4 separate regions of the Mus musculus genome follow, and all the other regions are linked to region 3. The links are chromatin loops, found by intact Hi-C in ENCODE. Cell type or tissue: left cerebral cortex. All regions are shown on one strand.

Evidence for each region. A loop is a pair of places that touch in the nucleus more often than their neighbours do. Peaks named below come from ENCODE experiments on the same cell type or tissue, not always from the same donor. Only the 100,000 strongest peaks of a DNase experiment are listed, where the experiment ranks them.
Region 1: it touches region 3 in a loop (3-fold over the local background); 2 of 42 quality-filtered maps call a loop at or near these places.
Region 2: it touches region 3 in a loop (2.0-fold over the local background); 3 of 42 quality-filtered maps call a loop at or near these places.
Region 4: it touches region 3 in a loop (2.2-fold over the local background); 2 of 42 quality-filtered maps call a loop at or near these places.

The regions. Positions count from the first base shown.
Region 1 is chr12:17,032,466-17,037,465 of GRCm38, reverse strand. No RefSeq gene overlaps it. Among named protein-coding and RNA genes, the nearest start is that of 2410004P03Rik, 23 kb to the right of the region's middle. In left cerebral cortex, CTCF peaks have their summits at 2,086 (motif pointing right) and 4,222 (motif pointing left); DNase peaks (open chromatin) are centred at 2,092, 3,239, 3,809, 4,195 and 1 more place; H3K27ac peaks cover 1,446 bases.
Region 2 is chr12:17,058,489-17,063,488 of GRCm38, reverse strand. No RefSeq gene overlaps it. Among named protein-coding and RNA genes, the nearest start is that of 2410004P03Rik, 49 kb to the right of the region's middle. In left cerebral cortex, no CTCF peak of the experiment used is centred here; DNase peaks (open chromatin) are centred at 116, 996, 1,626 and 2,340; H3K27ac peaks cover 1,798 bases.
Region 3 is chr12:17,153,689-17,158,688 of GRCm38, reverse strand. No RefSeq gene overlaps it. Among named protein-coding and RNA genes, the nearest start is that of Kcnf1, 21 kb to the left of the region's middle. In left cerebral cortex, no CTCF peak of the experiment used is centred here; DNase peaks (open chromatin) are centred at 575, 933 and 2,703; H3K27ac peaks cover 1,091 bases.
Region 4 is chr12:17,081,964-17,086,963 of GRCm38, reverse strand. No RefSeq gene overlaps it. Among named protein-coding and RNA genes, the nearest start is that of 2410004P03Rik, 73 kb to the right of the region's middle. In left cerebral cortex, no CTCF peak of the experiment used is centred here; DNase peaks (open chromatin) are centred at 1,116 and 1,893; H3K27ac peaks cover 1,633 bases.

The sequences.
Region 1 (5,000 bases), 120 kb after region 3:
AAAGGTAGCTAACACGGGACATTGGTGCCAAGACGTGGGATCGTTGCCATGGGAAACCTGCTAGTGTAGAATGCAGGCGAGTTTAGAGCTTCAGACCAGGGAAGCAGAGCTTGATCGGCCGTTCTCAAAGCACTGACATGACGTCATCACAGGGTCTAAGAATTCACCCTCCAAAATTAAAAAGGTATGTCTGAGAAAGGTATGGTAGCACGTGCGGGTAATACCAAGGCTTGAGAAGGGGAAGCAGGAGGATCTGAAGTTCAGGGTCACCCTCAGCGACACAATGAGGAGTGACTGCTAAACAGCACAGTGTTCCTTCCGCTCTGAAGTTAAACAGCAGTGCCGGTCACTGGCTTTATAAATCTCCCGCCAACCACAGTTCTTATGGGCAGGTCTGTGGCTCACATATTATGGCTCTTTTTTCCCTTGAAGCCTGTGTGGCTAGACCTGGAATCTCCCACAGTGGAGTGGAGCCCAGAGGAAGAAGAATGTGATTACCGTGTGCTTCAAGCCGCAGGCGAACGAGGACCACACCATCTCTAAACTGAGTCTGGGAGAAAGGATGAAACGCAGAGAGATGCAGCGAACTGGAGCAATTCAGCAGGTGACAGTATGTCACAGGACGAACTGGAGCAATTCAGCAGGTGACAGTATGTCACAGGAGTCGGAGACCGAGGATAGAGCTTACAGCTTCCACCCAGCAGCGCCCAGGGGAACCGTCAGGCATGTGGAATGTCACACACTGTATAACGAGAGGTTTCCTGACCAAGCCCTAAGGAAGCCACAGTTGACTGCATCCTGCTTGGGATGTGCTTAGAAGAGACCACCCCTAAAAGGAGCCCGATAGTGAAAGGCCATGCTGAAACCAGTCATCCCTGTGATATTATTTATTATTATTGTTATTATTATTGTTATTATTATTATTAATCCTGATGGAGTCAATTCGTTTTCATGGAGTTTTTAGTCCACTCGCTGCTTCCTGGGTTAGCCATCTGAATCAATTAGCAGTTGTTAATTGCCTGCTGAGCACCAGACACCGTGTTTCCGAATCCATCCACTCAATATTCATCGCCCTGGGGTCCAATAAAGAGGCTTCCCACAGGCTGAGGTACTCAGGAATCCCAAGCAGGCAAACATAGGCCCCAAAGTACATGGGTCATTGTCAAGAAGTAACCCTTCCCCTCAGGACTGATGCTTAAATACCCCTTGCCAGTCACAAATCGAGATAGCAAGGACAGGTATATTATACCCTTGTCATAGCCAACCTGGCCCCCAAGTAAGGAGTGCCAGCCACCTCCGGAATGCATGGGTGGGTTGGATTAGATGTCAAGTCAGGGATGAAGCCAATCCACAGGCGTCCCACTGAGGACCAATTGACCATGCCAGAGTCTGTGGCCAAGCTTCCCAGCTTTGTACTCTAAGATGTGGTTCCAAAAGCCTCCCTAGAGGGCACAGAGGGAGAAAGAGTCCCCCAGAGTGTCTGCACAAAGCACGCACGACCCTAGGCCTGAGCAGCAGCAGCCCAGAGTGGCACCCCTCTCAGCAGGAGAACAGGATGCATGAGTGGAGCCCGGGGGGTGGGGGGTGGGGGGTGGGGGGTGGGGGGGGGTGAGGACAGTTTGTCCCTGTGTCACCAGGACATCAGGATGTGAGGCTGGAAACAGTTCCTGGCTCCAGGATTCAGGACTTTAGACTTTCCCAGTCTGTCACGTTGAGCCTAGCATGGCATCCATCATCAGGTCACCTCCAGGTGCTGCTGTGGCTTTGGCAAGTCCTAGCACTATTTGTGATACAGCCACAGCCACAAGGGGTGTGTGTGTGGAGGGGGGGGGGTGTGTCTTCCTTGACTGTAGAGGTAGAGGCAGGAAGGTAAGTTCAAGTTCATCTTCATCTACATGGAGAGTTCAAGGCCAGCCTGGGCTATGTGAGACTCTGTTTCAAAATAAAATTTCTCTGGGAGTTAAGGAGAAAAACTTCTGGAAATTCCAGGATGAATACCCAGCCCCACCCAGGTCTCACAAAATAAAAGGCTTTCAGGACATAAGCATGTCTAACACATCTCTATCTGGAGGTTCTGTCCTGCAGGGGGTGCTGTCCATCCACAGAGCACAGGGCTGGTAGTTGAAGTCTCAGGGTACTCCAGATCTCTGCCTGTCACACGGGTGTTTCAGGACCACCCTTCCGGTGTGCTTTCTGTTAAAGATGGTCTTGAATGGCAGAGAGAATTCTTCAGCTCTCTCTAAACTGGGGTTTTAAAAAGCTCTTAGTGTGAACAATCTTCTTAGGTGAGTTGGGATAAGTCACCTCATGCCTGTGAGATCAACACTGCACCTCTCCAGTTGCTAATTGTGGCCACTGTGCCTTCAGTGAGGCTACAGCCTGTTTTACAACTCTTGTAGTCACTGAGGCCTGAGAACGCGGTGTTACAACAAGCTGGTGCCTGGGAACACGGAAGGCAGAAGAGCCGGGTATCTCCTCTTTGACTCTCCTGGGCTCCATGCTGGGGATTCCCCCAGATTGCCTATCTGTCACCTCAAATCCCCATGTATCCCCCAGAAGAGATACACAGAGTCCTATCACCCCTTGGGCAGAAGAGCTCAGGACCATGTGGCCTGTTCTCTTTCAGACATGCCAGTTTCTCCAGTTATGTTATCAAGAAAGCACAAAATCCTCAGGCTGGCTAGCTACCCCAAGGGCAGAGCAGGACAATGCTTTGAGATTGTCCCCAGCACTGAGTTAAAGGAGGTAGCAGGTCAAAGCATCACACGTCTAGATGTGAATTTGGAAGACAGTACGAAAAGGTACTTTCTGACATCACCAGGAACAACAGATATGCGAATGCTAATTATTTATTAAATGAATAGATTCACCCGGACCATGGGTGCCAGGGGACGACGCCAGCCTCTCTTACAATTGGGAGTATTCACTGGGCTCTAGGAAGTAAGCTCAGCCCTGGGCTATCTAATGGCATAGCCGCTCCATTTGAATCCCACCTACACCAAGGATCTTAAGACAATGCCTGTCCCTCACAGGTTAACCCCCAAGGACCATTCCCTTCGCAGCAACTTAACATGCAACCAGAGGCCCGGAATTAAAATGTCTCTCGTTTTCTTTAGCCACATGGAAACGCTAATTATAGCATTCAGTCTCCAATGCATATTTATTTTGTTCATTGCTAGCCTCAGCTTGTAATGAGGAGTTGGTGCATCCAAGTTTTCTCCAGCATATTCTGGGTCTGCAGGTGACTGAGGAAATGAAGGGTGTCCTCTGTTTCTATAATTATGTCATCGTGTTACAGTTAATGTGCATAGCCAGGACCATGGGAGACACGCAGAATGTACCGGGCCAGTCCACACCCTACAGGGAAGGTTCTTGCACAAAAGCACAGAAAGGGAGCAGCCAGCCCCTAGCCAGGTGTTGACCCTAGAGGAGCCGTTTCACTGCGGCCAGGGGACTCAAGGTACCTCTTTTGTGAGCTGGTTATCAGTCCTCCCAGCTGGACCGTACATACTTGCCAATGAGTGAAGTGTTCAGGGCAGACAAATGAGAGAATGAAAACCACCTTGGTTGACTTCGGGGCTGTCATTCCTAACAGCCCATCGCTTACAATGTAAGAGGACCCAGGGTGCTCACATCCCCGGTGGAGAGACCAAGGATTTGAATCTCTGCACCTTCCGTCTGAGGTCCAGCTGGAGCGTCTGAGGCGAGCCAGTCTGTCTGCCTTTCTGCCAAGTGCCGTGTGATCATGCTCACTGTCTGCTCTGCGGCTGCTGTGTGGTTATGTAGAGATGCAGTCCACATGGTTCTGCTGAGGGCCCCACAGACAGTGTGCTTCCGGTTTCTACCACACCCTCTCTGTTCTTCACTCAGCCAATCAGATATAGGGTCTTCTTAAAGCCACAAATAGCAACAATGGGTCTGTTTGGCCTTTTCTGCTGCTTCAAAGTACAAAGAGGCCCGCTTGCTACTGACTTCACAAATGGGCTTCATTTCTTCTCGGTGGACACTTATCGTCCCTCAACTAATGCTTGGTCGGTAATGGCGATAGCTTCATTTGTGCAGAGCCCCAATATATATATATATTATACACACACACACACACACACACACACACACACACACACAAGGCACAGAGAGGATCTGTAGCCTATGTATGAACTCAGGAATAGATTGCTGGTGCTCAGGATTCAATCACTGCTCAATAGCGCCACCTGCTGGGAAGGAAGTCCTCAACGCAAGAGTTTTTTTTGTTGTTAGAAGAGACTTTAAGATGAGAGAGAAAACTGAAGTTATTTGGAGTATCACAAAAATATCCAGAATAGCGTTTCTCAATATGCTTCCCAAGGCTCCCGTAGGTGCCGTGTTGGTGTGTCTAGAATTTTCTAGGAGAGAGTCAAAGCGTGTTTCCCTTTGACGCTAGAGAAAGAGTCAGCCTCTTGGTGACCCAGTGACCAGAGGATGACTTTCATTTTCAGGCCTGTGCTTCTGGGGTGAACTCCCTGGCACCAGTGGTAGATGAACAGATAACAGGCTATGTCCTCAAGGGACTCCTGGGGATGCAGAATGGGCCAGAGGAAACACAGCCTTAAAGAGTGAAAGATTAGGAGGGGTACCCTCGATAGCAGAAGAAAGGTCATGAGCCTTCCGGTCACATGGGTGGTATGGGAAGAAGGGTAGAGAGGCAGGCAGTACATGCAGGGAGCAATGGCAACCACATCCTTTGTGGTCCACGAAGTTTAGAAAGTTGAAAGCTGAGGCAAGAACCTGTCCTGATTCTTATTTGAGACTCTTGGAAAAGGGCGTCTGCCCTTCCCACCCCATCTCCATAGCCTGGCTCTCCATCACCATTAGGACCATGGTGCTTGGGAAACACACTGGGTCAGTGACTGGTCCTTAGAACCCGATGTGCTCCACAGGACATGGAGGTGTCCCTAGGTGGAGCCAGGAACAAGGAGCAGTGGAAAGCTTAACATGGGCACCTTTTCCAATAGCACTACCCA
Region 2 (5,000 bases), 95 kb after region 3:
CCTACCCACACCAAGGCCAGCTGTGCCTCACTGCCTCTTCTCTGTTCCTCCTCTGCAGTCATTTCCCCTCCATCCTAAATGGTCACCGCCCCCATCACTGCCACTCCTCTCTGCATGGCCCACTTCCCTCCCCACTGAAGCCCTCCTCCAAACACAGCACACCTGTAGAATCCATAAGCCTCCAGCGCACTCCCTTTGCCTGTATGAAGAAGTCTGTGAGCAGATACCATGCCATGGGTGCCGACACTACCATATGGTCAGCTTTGCCCTTACATACTGCTCTGGATTCCAGATCATGTTCCTTATGGGTGGGGTGGGGCTAGAGGGATTAACACAGATCCAGGAGACATGCGCCCTGCCCCCATTCTGGACCACACCTCACAAATCACTGGCTTCCCCCGGTCTCATCCTTCCTAAATCTCATCCTACCCACACTTGCTGCTTAGCAGCCGCAAGTACTTAATGTGTGATGGTCTGTCCTCAGCTCCACCTCTTAAAAGGGACCACCCTTAAAAGGGCTAGTGTGTGCCCAAGGAAGCACATGCAAGGGGTGACCTGGCAGGTACAGGTCACTCATTCTGTAAAAAGAGCATCGAACAGGCCCAGGTTCCAATGAAGTCAGGGACCTGCAGGCATCGTTTGGCCACCTTTCCCCTGGAGTCCAGTGGAGACAGGCATGGCAGGGCCACCTTTCCTCTGGGTTCTAGCGGAGGCAGGGACCTGCAGGCATCGTTTGGCCACCTTTCCCCTGGAGTCCAGTGGAGACAGGCATGGCAGGGCCACCTTTCCTCTGGGTTCCAGCGGAGGCAGGGACCTGCAGGCATGGCGTGGCCACCTTTTCACAGATAGCCCCAAAGTACCTAAGAATCTAAAATCGAACCTGTCCCCTAAGGCCTCCTGTTCAGGCAGAAGGAGAATGGGTCGGTTAGCAGTTTGTGGGGTTGGCTGGAACCCTTCTTCATGAAGGCAGATGGTCCTGTGCTTGCTTGTGGCACATCCCACGCATCCAAGGCCTGGACAGCACTGGTGTAACCCATCCTGCGATGCTCCATCTGAACTTGGCTTTTGGGGCAGGTTTAGTGAAGGTCGTGGAGACATTTCCCAGAACAGACATTCCCCTTACAGAAAGCTCTTTGGTAACCATCCCCAGGGCTGCAAAGTCCCATAGACAGTGGGGTGCCTTCCAGTCCAGCATCTGTTTGACATAATATCTGCTGTATTATTATTATTTTCCCCCCAGCTTTTGACTGGGTCTCTGCCATGTAGCTCGAGCGGTCTTTAAACTTGGAGTCCTGGTATTTCTCTGCCTGCTAAGTGCTGGAATTACTGGCATGTGCCACTACACCAGGCTACATAAACAAGTTCTGTTTGAAAATTGGCTCCTCATAGCACTGGTATTTCTCTTTCCCAAACGATAATGGGATGCTTGTTAATAAGATCCAAGGAGTGCCTCCTCACAGAGCAATGGAGATGGAGTGATTGGCCATCTTTATTGAGTATACCTCCTAAGCACGGGGCCAGGGCAGGCACAAGGCTTTGTGTCTGTTAGAATTCCAAGCTGTTGTTGCTCTCATTTCCAGGTGATGCTAAGAGACAGTGGGAACCACTGGGGGGAGGAGTTGGGTATCCCAAACCACAGATGGGCACAGATTTCAATTTGGTAGGCAATCACTACACGCCCGTCTCTTGCTGAGTGCTTTTATATGTGATTTTCTCTGCTACCGCTGGCTATGCTGTGAGATAGAATGATATGTGCTTTCCAGTAGATGAGAAAGTTGGATACAAGAAGGTGGGTGACTTATTTAAGTGTCGATGGGGAATATGAAGCTAAATTGGGGACATCTGGCTCTTAAGCCTAACGAAGCCCCTGCCAGACAGACTGGAGCAACGTTTCTATGCTCAGAGGGCTTGGCTCAGCCTGCTCTTCAGAGCACTCGGTGTGTAGGGGTCAGTTGAGTGCCTGTGCAGGTGCCACAGGCCCTATAAATGCTGTTGAGTGTGCAGAGAGACTCAGGTGCCCCATCAGCTGTGGGATCGGGGCTGACAGAGAAAGCCTGAGGCATTTCTAAAGATGCTAGTTTCTGAGTAATAATAGGCAATTATCAAAGGAAAAACTGCTCTGCTCCATTAACAGCAGGCTGCTTAATGCAGGGTCATAAAATGCTTTTACAGCTTCTGAGCAAACTCGCAAGTTCTGCCTTTGAAAAAAGAATCCCCCACCAAGTGTTCAGCCTCCCAGCAGTCCCCAAAGATTTTTTTTAACCATTAATTCTTTAGATATAACTGCATCTGCTTGTTTTCCGTAGTTTCTTCAAGAAAACTGGTACACGAAGACCGTCTGTTCAAAGACAACTTTAGAAATGAAATCTGCTGTGGAAATCGCTATGATCCACCCCCTAAATGGCCTCTGTTTCTGGTGGAAAGAACTCAGAATCGCTCATCTTCTTTCTTGTCTCATCTGCTCCCAAATGCTAAAGCCTTAAGAGACCTGGGGTCCTGCCTGGCTGGAGGGGGAGGGGAGAGGCAGGAATGGGGTGCAGGACTCATCACCCTGCAAATCTCATCACCCTGCTTGATAAGCACCCAAAACAGCTCTCCATCACTAATGGAGACAAGTAAGAACAAAGTAAAACGGCATATATATATGTGTGTGTGTGTGTGTGTGTGTGTGTGTGTGTGTGTGTACTAATGAAATCCAGTATTTCATATGCTAACTTACATTTTTAAGAAGAGATGGGGTGGGGGGAATAGGGAAATGGCTTAACTGATAAGGGCATTTGACACCAAGCTTGACAACCTGAGTTCGATCCCCAAACCCAACTAATGGAGAGAACCTTTTCTTGCAAATTGTCCTCCACCCTCCACCCTCGGGTTGTGTGTGAATACACATGCATGCATACAGGGCTAACTATGCTCCCAAGCTGCCAGGACCTTCTTTTGTCTTGTTTTGATTGGTTGGGATTTTTTTTTTTTTTTTGGACAAAGGCTGACTATGTAGTCATGGCTAGTTCAGACTCCAGCTCTGGAGAGTCTGTCTCCATTGCTGCCACCACCACCCCACCCCACCCCTGCACTGGGGTTACACATGCACCTCACAGTGTCGGGCTTTTACATGGGAGCTAGGGTTTCAGACTCAGACTCTCATACTAAAGTGACAGGCACTTTATTGACAGAGCCATCTCCTCAGCTGCCAGACCCTTCTTGAAAGGCAGTCTGAGCAGCATATGTCTGTGTCAGCTACAATGTCCAAAATGTAAGAGAAAAAAAGAAAAAGAAAATCACTCTGGAGAGAACAGACAAAATTTTGAACAAATAGTAGTCTGTCATGTGTTCCTCCACAGTGATGAGACACTAATTCTTTTTTTTTCCATTTTTTATTAGGTATTTAGCTCATTTACATTTCCAATGCTATACCAAAAGTCCCCCATACCCACCCACCCCCACTCCCCTACCCACCCACTCCCCCTTTTTGGCCCTGGCGTTCCCCTGTACTGGGGCATATAAAGTTTGCGTGTCCAATGGGCCTCTCTTTCCAGTGATGGCCGACTAGGCCATCTTTTGATACATATGCAGCTGGAGTCAAGAGCTCCGGGGTACTGGTTAGTTCATAATGTTGTTCCACCTATAGGGTTGCAGATCCCTTTAGCTCCTTGGGTACTTTCTCTAGCTCCTCCATTGGGAGCCCTGTGATCCATCCATTAGCTGACTGTGAGCATCCACTTCTGTGTTTGCTAGGCCCCAGCATAGTCTCACAAGAGACACCTACATCTGGGTCCTTTCGATAAAATCTTGCTAGTGTATGCAATGGTGTCAGCGTTTGGATGCTGATTATGGGGTGGATCCCTGGATATGGCAGTCTCTACATGGTCCATCCTTTCATCTCAGCTCCAAACTGAGACACTAATTCTTCACAGGCTGGAGAGGAACATGATGACAGGATCCTAGAATCCGATCCCAGCTCGTGTTAGTGCACGAAATCACAGACCCAGGCCTAAACCAGAGGAATTAAACTAGACACCCATGTGTAGTAGAAAATAAAGCCAGCATTTGAAGTCTCTAGTGAAAAGGTCAGCTTCTTTTAAAATAATATCCCTTTGTACTTTGACAATTTTGTATATGTAAACAATGTATCTTGGTAGTATCCATCCCTCACCTTCCTGTCTCCACTCCATCTGACACTCCCAAATACCAAATACGTAAGATCAACTTTTAAAAAAATATACGCTTATGAGGTTCTCCTGTATGCATGCATTCTTAGTTCCTACAGAACCCAAAAGACAAAGTAGGATCCCAGGAATAAGTTGTTACTGCTGGTTGTAAATGGCCATGTGGATGCTGGGAATTGAAGCCAGGACCTTTACAAGAACAGCAAGTGCTCTTAACCACGGAGCCACCTCTCCAGTCCCAAGAACAGCTTTTTAAAAAGTGAAATGATTATATATGCATAAACATTAGACTAATACAAGACTGGGTTCACTTCTCCAAAATATATATACACACAAAAGTCTTCATAGAACAAAACATAGGTAAAGTCCAAACCTGGAAGCTTTCTTAGCAATGCCTCAGCCTTGTGAGGTGCGCACACCCATAATCCCCACAGTTGAGAGGCTGAGGCAGTGTAGTAGAGTCAAGAGTAGCCTGGGCTATATAGTGCGAGCTTGTCAGGAAGAAAATCACAAAATGCCAACTGTGTGAGGTGGCAGCAAACAGTGGGCGTGGCACAAGGAAGTGGAAGCTCAGAGAACTTGTCTTGAACTACAAACACAAACCAGAGAAAAAGAATAGGACGTGCCCTGAGATTTAAACTCCCAAAGCCCGTCCCTGGTGACGCACTTCCTTCAGTAACGCTGCACCGCCGAAAACTCCCCAAAGAGGATAACCAAGTGTTCAAATATCTGAGCCTGTGGGCAACATTTCTCACTCAAACGGTCGCACAAACAACAGAAAAGCAGTAGCTCAAAATCCAGAAAAAAAAAATGAATGAAAGATTAACTCAAGTA
Region 3 (5,000 bases):
ACCTGGGATTACCTGTGCCACTGGCCCACCTCTGGGATGGTAGAATGGCAGGAGTGGCGGGTGGTGCTAACCTTGATAGAGTGCCACTGTACTAGGCACATGCCTGGGTGAAGGGCTGGAGTTGGGAGTCTCTGAGGAGCACATCAGTACTTGCTGCTCCTCACAGCCCGTGCTTACTGTTGGCAGTGGAGCTCACATAGACCAGATGCCCTGGAGAGCTTACCAGGTCAGCTCCAGGGTTCTGGGGTAGATGTGGCCAAGCTTCAAATCTGAACAGAGTGCCAGACCATAGACTCTCCAGGTCTCCCCCATGCTACTATTGTATGCAGCTCTTAGTCATCCCTGGAGCAAGTTCAGACCCATCGAGAACATTTTATACCATACAATCACTAAATGAATTATTTCATATGTTAGACTGGTGTTACCATAGCCAAGTCCTTGAGTTAGGGAAATTTATATAGAGGAGGTGTATTTACTTCACAATTCTGGACATGCATGAACTTAGCACTGGTATCCATTCAGCATCAGTCAGGGGCTTCCTGTTTCATCACAACGTGCTGGATGACATCATATGTGGGTGGAAGAGACAGATGAGCACACTAGTTTGGCTCCTCTTCCTCTTCTTATAAAATCACTTAAGTCATCAAGGGATCTTCAGTAGAATGTTAATGAATCCTAATTGCTTCCCAATACAATTAACAATTGGGGACTGCGTCTGCAACACATGTGTTCCAGGGGAAAGCCTTTAAGCCATGGCTTTGCTTCACTCTTGGCCAGGGAGTTGTTCTGTTCCAGGTTGCACCCTATGCTAAATTCAGGGATCCTGAGACTTGTCCTGGCTGCATCCCACAATCCTCTAGTGGGCGGCCATTCTGAGAGTAGACATTACCACCTCACTGCTGCAGATGAAGAGTCGAGCTCTGGCGGGGAGGAATCCGCTTCAGTCTAACACCTCAAGACGGCAGAGCTCCAGGAGGGCTCTGGAGAGCAGTCTCTCAGATGCTGCAGATCTGGCTCTGCAGATGTTACTGCTGACACGTGTGCACGCGCCTGTGCGCGCGTGTGCGCGCACGCGCACACACACACACACACACACACACACACACACACACACACACACACTCCAGAGGAACAGAATTGATAGAATGGATTACTTTGACATGCACAGCTTTGGGGATGATCTGACTGGGACAAAGGAGAATGGAAAAAGGACAGACACATGTACAACTGGGATGGGTTGGACCACGTGTTTGGATGGAGACACTCCAGCATTCTGAAAATGACACATTTATTAAATACAGCAGAACGAGGAGGCAAGTTTATCGTATGCAGCTGACCTAGGAGACAAGTTTGCTAATTGTGCTAGTGGGTCTTTGTAGGGGAGCAAGTCTCCGCTGCAGTCATCCTGGAGGAGGAAGGTGTGGTTAGTACATTCTGCACATACTGTTGGCATCTATACTCAGACTAGGGGGAAGTCTTTCCATTCCCATGAGTACAAGGCATTATGATCCTTGACAGGGCATTGTTCATGTCAACAATACACATTTACACAGGACTGTGTCTGCTCCCACATGACTATATACTATACAGGAGAGTTATTAGATTGGCTTTGCTATAAGGCTGGATAGTGCAGCAATGCCTATCTGCACAATGGAGAGGCTGAGAACTGTTCACCTCAAGGGTTGGATGTCCCCAGGTGGGCCTGAAGACCTACTGGAGTGCTAGAGAACCATTGGCCTTCAGGATAAAGGCCAGGATGAAGATGTTGCATTCAGAGGCAGCAGTGGTGGCCAGTGGTGGTGGCAGCAGTGGGAGGCAGCAACAACAAGGTAGATGCACTCACAGACCTATCTAGATTGTGACTCTTGGTTCCAGATTCATTTAAATTGACTCTCCCTATTAGCCAGCACAGGTCCTGTTTCCTTCTATCTGGTGCCACACTGGACTGGAGGGACTAGCCAAAGTTCCTGCTATGCTCTCTTCAGGAGTCAGGAGCTGGCTGGAATGCTTGTTAGAGGGACACTCTTACTACTTCCAGGCTCGGAAGCACCATGTGTCCATATCTGTCCTGGGGAGGAGTAAAACAGAGGAGTGGAGGAGGGTGAGGGGCTGTAGGCTATCGCCCTTAAATCCCTGCTTTTCCCCTTTGGATAGAAATGACCAAGACTCACTAGTTTCTCAAGAGCCCTCAAATTCCCTGCTCGTGATGGGGCAGCCCTTTGTCTTGGGGTGCCTCTATCACCCATGAAGCTCACTACTCCTCCCCACTCAGGCTTTTCTCTGTGAATGATGGGCCTTGCTTTGCAAACATGGGAATCACATTTCAGAATCTGTTTTTGCTAAATCAACTTGTAGGTGATTCTGAACTGCCACTCACCAATGGGCATTCCTTGCTAGGGTTTCCTGGCCTACTCTAGAACAGGACAAAGATCCCAGGACCTTCTAGAAAGATTGTAATTAAATTCACTTAGTGTGTAAAACAAGCCTTGGCCATATTCTAAGTAAATTCAGTGACGTTTAGCACATTCACAGTGTTGCTCAATACATGTGTCTGTGTTTAAGACATTTTGATAATCCCCAAGGAAATACCTTCCCATGGAGCAGGCACTGTCTGGCCTACCTACCAAAGCCCCAGCAATTGACAATCTGCTTTCTGTCTACTTGTTGGTCAGCTTCCTGTTACCATGACAACCATCTGAGATCATCATCTTACAAGGAGAGATGGTTTATTTTAGCCCACAGTTTGGGAGCATCCAGCCTGTGATTGGTTGGCTTTGTTGCTTTTAGACTTATGGTGGCACATCATGGCTGAAAACCCATTCTCCTCACAGCTTGGATGCAACAGAGAGAGGAAGGAGAAGATGAGTCCCATTATCCTGTTGAGACCACACTCCCAGTGACCTAGGGGAGTTCTATGAGGCTCTACCTTTTCAAGGTACCACTACCTTCTCATAGTTCCAGATGGGACCACACTTTAACACAGGTCCTCTGGGTGATATTCTAGACCCCAGCTATTATAGTCTGAGAACTTACCTATTCCAGAAGCTTCCTGTAAATGGAGTTCCATAGTATGTGACCTTTGGTGTCTGGCTTTTACTTAGCATCATGTTTTGGTAGCTCGTCCACATTTCCGCATGTGTTGGCAGTCGGTTCATTTTCCTGGTCGACTATTACTCCATCTTATGGATGTAGCACATTTGCTTACCTGTTCACCTGGCAACAGAATGGGCCTCACAGGTCTGGGGACTCTCTCCAAGACAGCTCACTGAGAAGATCCTTCGCTCTCACACTGGTTTACACCAGTTAACAGCCGAGCCCTTGCACTGCTGTGTTCCAGCTGCTGCCTCTGGGAAACTGAAAACCAGTGCTGATACCTGGTTATAGAATGTGGATCCCTCTTGCCTGTGCGAACCATGTAGCCTTGTGGGGGAAACCTGATCTTTCTGTCCATTGGTCCCCCTGTGCCTCTCGAAGATATTGTTCATCCTATGGGGGAAAAGGTGACCCCCACACCCTGACTGAAAGGGATGGAACGGAGCCTGTAGGGGTTAAATGAGAATGACACCCCTCCCCCCTCCCCCAGCCCTCCAGAGGCTCACTGATTTGAATGCATGGTCAACAAGAAGAAGTACTATTACAAAGGACTAAGAGGTGTGGCCTTGTTGGAGTAGGTGTGGTCTTAGGAGAAGTGTGTTACTGCGTGCGGGCTTTGAGGTTCAAACGCCCAAGCCAGGCCTCATGGCTCTTTCTTTCTACTGCCTGTGGATCTGGATATAGAACTCTGAGATACTCTCCAGAACTGTACTGCCTGCATGCTGCCTTGCCTCCCACCATGATGATAACGGACTAAACCTCTGAAACCGTAAGCCAGCCTCAATTAAATCTTTTCCTTAGTAAGAGTTGCCATGGTCTTCATAGCAACAAAACCCTAACTAAGACAGAGCTGTTCCAGTTGCTGCTTCTTCCAACCTTGGACCCACACAGGGTCTAGGGATGCTGAGGGGAAGAGAGAGCTGAGCAGTGAGCTCGCTCTCATCATCACAGTGTCTGTCAACACTTTGCTCCACCTCAGCATCCCAGTGCTGGGGAGGCCTCGCTTTCCATGTCCCCTGAAGTCCTAGGAGGGAACAGGCAGGAATCTACAGCCTCAGTGATGGGAGACTGAGGTTTTCAGTCAGGAGTGAGATCAAAAGTCCTAGGGACTATCAGTTCCCCACACATCCTTTCTGGAGCCCAAGACAGAGTACCCAGTACATTCCAGCCCGCTGCCACCTTTCTCCACCTATGGTCTCCTTCTCTGGTGCTTTTTGCCATCTCTGAATCATAGAAACAGCCTACCAGGCTCTCTGCCCTATGGTGAAGCAAAACTTGAGGAAATCCACCCCACCCCCAACCCAGGCATTCTGTCCAACCAGGTGGCCTCTACCTGGGCTAAATGGTTTCCTCCACTTGCAGCAAGGACTTGAGGGCTCCTCAGGCTGTTGAAGCCCCTGACTTGTAGGACCCTGAGCCGCAGTCCCCTTGATTTGTAGAATTCCTCCCAGCAGCTGCTGCCTGGAGCAGAGCCTTAGTCAGGGTCAGGTAGATAAGAGATGGCTTATGTGAAGTAGGGAATTGGAGAGGGTTACAAAGAAAATACTTGCAGAGTATGGGCAGGAAGTGGGGAGCCCCTCTGCTTCAGTCTCCTGGGCTTGAGAAGTAGTGAAGTACAAGTTCCCAGGACCTGCACCCAGGGAGGCTACCTGACCCCTACCCTTACCAACCCCTAATGCAAGGATGTGGCTGGGGTGACCTGAGTGAGTATTTGGGGATGAACACTCATTTCTCCTACAACTCATAATTTCTGGACCGGTGGGGACTGCCCAGTGGCCAGGGCACAGTGGCCACTGAAACAGGACAGACAGCTGCTTCCCAGGTAGAACCAGGGTCAAGAAAAGCCAAGGGACATTCGGATTTGCATTCAAGGGTGACACTTACAGAAGCCGGTCCTCCAGGACCCC
Region 4 (5,000 bases), 72 kb after region 3:
TTGGTAATTCATTGTCAGAAGATGGTTTCCTTCTTTCCCAGGCCCGTGACCAACCTGTCACAGAAACTTCTGAGTTCCTCTGTGGCTGGAGCCATCATCCTGGGCAAACATCGTCACGTGTGGTTCAGTATGGGCCTATGACGGACTGGAGAGTGTTAAATGTGTAAGCTGCTTTATGGATAGGGTAGGGTTAAGATTAAGGCTTTTAGATGGTTTGTCAAGTAAAGTCACTTGCCAGTCCAGCCACACTAAGCCTGGCAGCCTGAGTTCCATCCTGGGTCCCACATAGGGAAAGAAGACAGCCAACTCCCTCAGTTGTCATATGACCCCCCCCACTCCATGCACAAACACATATACAGGCTGTGTCGTACATGGATTTCACACATGCACACTTGTCCGCTTCAGCAGACAATCAGCATTCTGCACGCAGGCCCAGCAGCCGCTGACCTGCGGCTTACCTCATTCAACAGACTGACACAAAATGAAGGCAATGCCAAACCTGTTCATCCAGTCACCCATGGGGCATCTAGGTCAAGCGGCCTTACAGTCCCAGAAAGGAACTTTGACAACTGTAGTCGAAATGTACCCAGTGGAAGCATTCCCACAGCAAAGCTTCTGGGAGACTAATGATGTATTACCCAGCTATATGGCCCCTTCAGCGAAATTGCAGCAAGTGAAGCTAGAGAGGGTTTGGACCTTGGTAACACGGGGAGCCCAAGAGTCTCAGGACTTCTCCCGCCTTGAGTAGAATACAGAGCTTCAGCACGGAAGAAGAGAAATAACGCAGACAGGTGAAAAGCGCTGTGAACGCCACAGAGCTTTCCTGTTCTTGCTAGGCTTCTATTACTGTGTTAAAACACCCTGACTCAAAGGCATTTGGCAGGTGTATGTGTGTTTACATATGTTGGCTTACATATCCCAGGTCACAGTCCATTGAGGGAGGAAGCCAAGATAGGACCCTGGATGTGGAACTGAAGCAGAGGCCATGGAGGGGTGTTGCTTACTGGCTTGCTCTCCATGGCTTGTTCAGCCTGCTTTCTTAGACCATCCAGCATCACTTGCCCAGGGGCAACCACACCCACAGTGGGCTGGGCCCTCCCACAGCAATCAGTTATCAAGGAAATGCCCCCCAGAGTTGCCTACAGACCAATCTGGTAGAGGCAATTCCTTAACTGACACTTCCTCTTCCCAGGTGACTCTAGCTTGAATCAAATCAACAAAGCACCAATCCACACACCAAGCTCATACTGTGCTGAGCCCTGGGCAGCCTGCTCAGGCCTGTGTGCTCTGCAGTTTGGGCAAGAGAGAGAAGACACTTAAGTTATTTGCTGTAACAGGCAGAAAGAGGGGGGGTGACAGCAGGAGAATTGTCCAAAGAGGAAAGAAAAGAACAAGAAGGAAGGGCAGGACAAACATTAAGGTCATGACTGCCCAAACTACAGCAAGGGCAGAGACTGCCACAGGACAGCCAGTGTGCTAAGAGCCTCCCATCCCTCAGCCTCCATCTTCAGGATGCTGTGATCAATTGCACAAGCAGGGTTGACTGTCCCAACGTGGACGGAGGCTAAGACTCAGGGAGGTGACTCATTAGAGCTGCACAGCAAGACAGCCACAGAGCCATGACTCAAACAACCGTCCCCTCCTCTGTCCTGGGCCATTCTCTCTTAGAAAGTGAATGTGCCAAGCACCTGATATGTCACACGAAGCAACACGAGGTCTCAGAATCAATAAAGACATCCCTCCCCTCTGGGAAATGGTATCTATACATTTAAATTGGCTGTCTTCATAATCAGACGAAGGGCATTTTATTTTAATGTAACAGCTGAGAGGCAAAATCAGGTCCCGTTTCAAGTACCACTAAAATCTGCTGTGTGGGTAGGCTCTCAATGTGGAAATGAGGCACCCTTAACAGCCGCCCACACAGCCGCCTAATCTTCACTCAAGAGGCGCTATTGAAAAAAAAAAAAGTGACTCAAAATCACCAGCAACTTTGAATTTAACTTCTGAAACCTTCAGTTGATAGAGCAGGAAATGAGCCAAGAAAAAGAGCAACCCCCCCCCCAACAGAGCGGCCTGGAACTCCAGCCTTGTCCACAAGACACCTGTCACCATCTGCCAGGACCGTCACAGGCACACAAAAACATCTGACCATTCAAGACAGCTTGTCACATGCCACTCATGGAGCCGCCAGAGGGGTCCTGGAGAGGAGAGGTGGTACTCTGGTGGTGCTCTGCATTGTTCAGAGATCAGGAGGGAGTTGGGGAGGGAGTTGATACTTCCTGTTTCTACCACAGCACCCCTGTCTACCTTGTGATCTCCTGCTGGGTCACTAGAACATTTGCAGCCTGACCTTCTGCTTCCACGGACCCTGCCAAGCTTCATAGTCCTGGGGTGTTGTCCCTGGAACAGGAGTTGGGCACTGGGGCTCCCTTTATCCCAGCTCCTGGTCCCTGTAAGGTGTCCTCTGTGGGCCTGGCCCCTCTCCTTCATCCTATAGCCCATCTCAGGGATCCATGGCACAAAAGCCTCACAGATGTCCTGGGGTCACTTAAAAAAAGACCCATGGAAAGGTTATATCAATGTCCAAGGCTGATCTATCTTTGGGGGAAGGGGAGTTTGAGGGGGAGCAGCATGGTTTTGAGACAGGGTTTCTCTATGTAGTCCTAGCTGTCCTGAAACTCTCTGTGTAAACCAGGCTGGCCTTGAACTCAGAGATCAGCCTGCCTCTGCCTCTGCCTCTGCCTCTCTGCCTCTGCCTCTCTGCCTCTCTGCCTCTCTGCCTCTCTGCCTCTCTGCCTCTGCCTCTGCCTCTGCCTCTGCCTCTGCCTCTGCCTCTGCCTCTGCCTCTGCCTCTGCCTCTGCCTCTGCCTCTCTGCCTCTCTGCCTCTCTGCCTCTCTGCCTCTGCCTCTCTGCCTCTGCCTCTCTGCCTCTGCCTCTCTGCCTCTGCCTCTCTGCCTCTGCCTCTCTGCCTCTGCCTCTCTGCCTCTGCCTCTCTGCCTCTGCCTCTCTGCCTCTGCCTCTCTGCCTCTGCCTCTGCCTCTGCCTCTGCCTCTGCCTCTGCCTCTGCCTCTGCCTCTGCCTCTCTGCCTCTCTGCCTCTCTGCCTCTCTGCCTCTCTGCCTCTCTGCCTCTGCCTCTCTGCCTCTGCCTCTCTGCCTCTGCCTCTCTGCCTCTGCCTCTCTGCCTCTGCCTCTCTGCCTCTGCCTCTGCCTCTGCCTCTGCCTCTGCCTCTGCCTCTGCCTCTGCCTCTGCCTCTGCCTCTGCCTCTGCCTCTGCCTCTGCCTCTGCCTCTGCCTCTGCCTCCCAAGTGCTGGGACTAAAGATGCGTGCCACTATGCCTGACAGCCTATCTATCTTAAACAAAGCTTACAACTTGCTGAACCACAGAGGACCCTCCCCTGAGCTTTGTCAGTATGTAGCTGCATGTATGCCGTATTTCACATCTCCACTGTTCTATGGGATGACTATGGAGAAGATGACTCCAGAAAAGAGCACAAGGATGCAAACATGCTTACATGCAAGTGGCTGGGCAGCAGCCCCAAACTGGGGTGCTGTCCTTAAAGAGGTAAAACGTATGCAGCAAATGGGGCACAGAGCCACAGAGGTAGAAGACATTTCTGGACCCAGGATTTTCATATGAGCTGTCAACAGGACCAGAGGGAACATTTTAATACCTGCTTTGGGATCACAGAACCATCTGAAGGGCCCTTGGCTTAAACACCTGGTGTAGTTGTATCCCCTCAGCCACACTCTGTTCACACATCTTCAGCTTCAAGAGGCCTGGGTTTGAATAGGACCAGCTGCTTTTTTAAAATTTTCTTCCAACATCCATGAAAGGTTGGATATGTGAGGGGAAGAAGGAGGGAAGTGGGGTGGGATGGACAAAGGAAGGACAGATTTACAAAGCGCAGGTAATCAAGGGGGATATGGCATGTGTGTGTGCACACACATGTGCACAAGCCATGGTTGATGTCAGCTGTCTCCAATTGCTCTCTAGCTTCCTTTATTTTGCAGAGTCTCTAACTTAACCTGGAGCTTACCAATTCCCCTAGACTGGATCTGCTAGTCTCTACCAAATGCTGGGACTACAGGTTGGCATCACTCTGGGCTTTTCGGAGGGGGCGAGGCTATGGGAATCCAAGCTCAGATCTTTGTGCTTGCAGGGCAAACACCATACCCACAATCTACCCAGACCAAGAGTGATATTTTTGGAATTCCATGACCCCCCTCCACCTTTCTTCCCTCTCCAGTCCTCCAGCTTTGGTCCCCAAAATCTCCGTGTATCTATCATTGTTCCTCTGCTATTGAGTCCCAGACACCAGAAAACACAACACCCAACTCCTGCCATCTCCTTCCCTCCTTTTCTAGAACTTTGTAGTTACAAATCATTTGTGCTTGCTTAATGTTGTATCTTTGAAAATTCAAAGGTCTCTGACTCTTGCCTTCATAGGCTACACAAAATAACTGTTTTTCATTATAGGTGATAAGTGAACTCTTTCTCGCACCCCTGTGCACCCCCTGTCCCCTTATTACTTTGCATTTGTCAGGTCTTAGAACACCCAACTTTGTTTTGTATCTAGAACTCACGTTAATTAAATCCCAAATTAACAACTTAATTGCCTGAAGATTAATTTTTAAAATGAAAGCCGATCGAGTTTGTATGATCATTATGTAAGTATCTTTTCCTGCAAAGCATTGCAATTTGCTCCATGGGGAAGAACACATAATTGCATGTTATTAGCAGCTTCCCCTAAACAAGTGGGGGGCACTGCTGGGGGGGTCTACCATCCCACCTTTCATGTTTGCTGTCACCTGGGAGGTCTCCATCCATCTTCTGAAAGGCATCAGGGAACTTACAAGGAGGGAATCAGGTTTTAAAGACACACTACTCTGTCATAGCAGCCGGTAATTTCATGTTGACTTCTGAACCCTCTCAAGACTGGAAGCTATGTTTTGATGTTCTGGGTTTTATCCTGTGGTCAAATGCAATGCTGGGGACC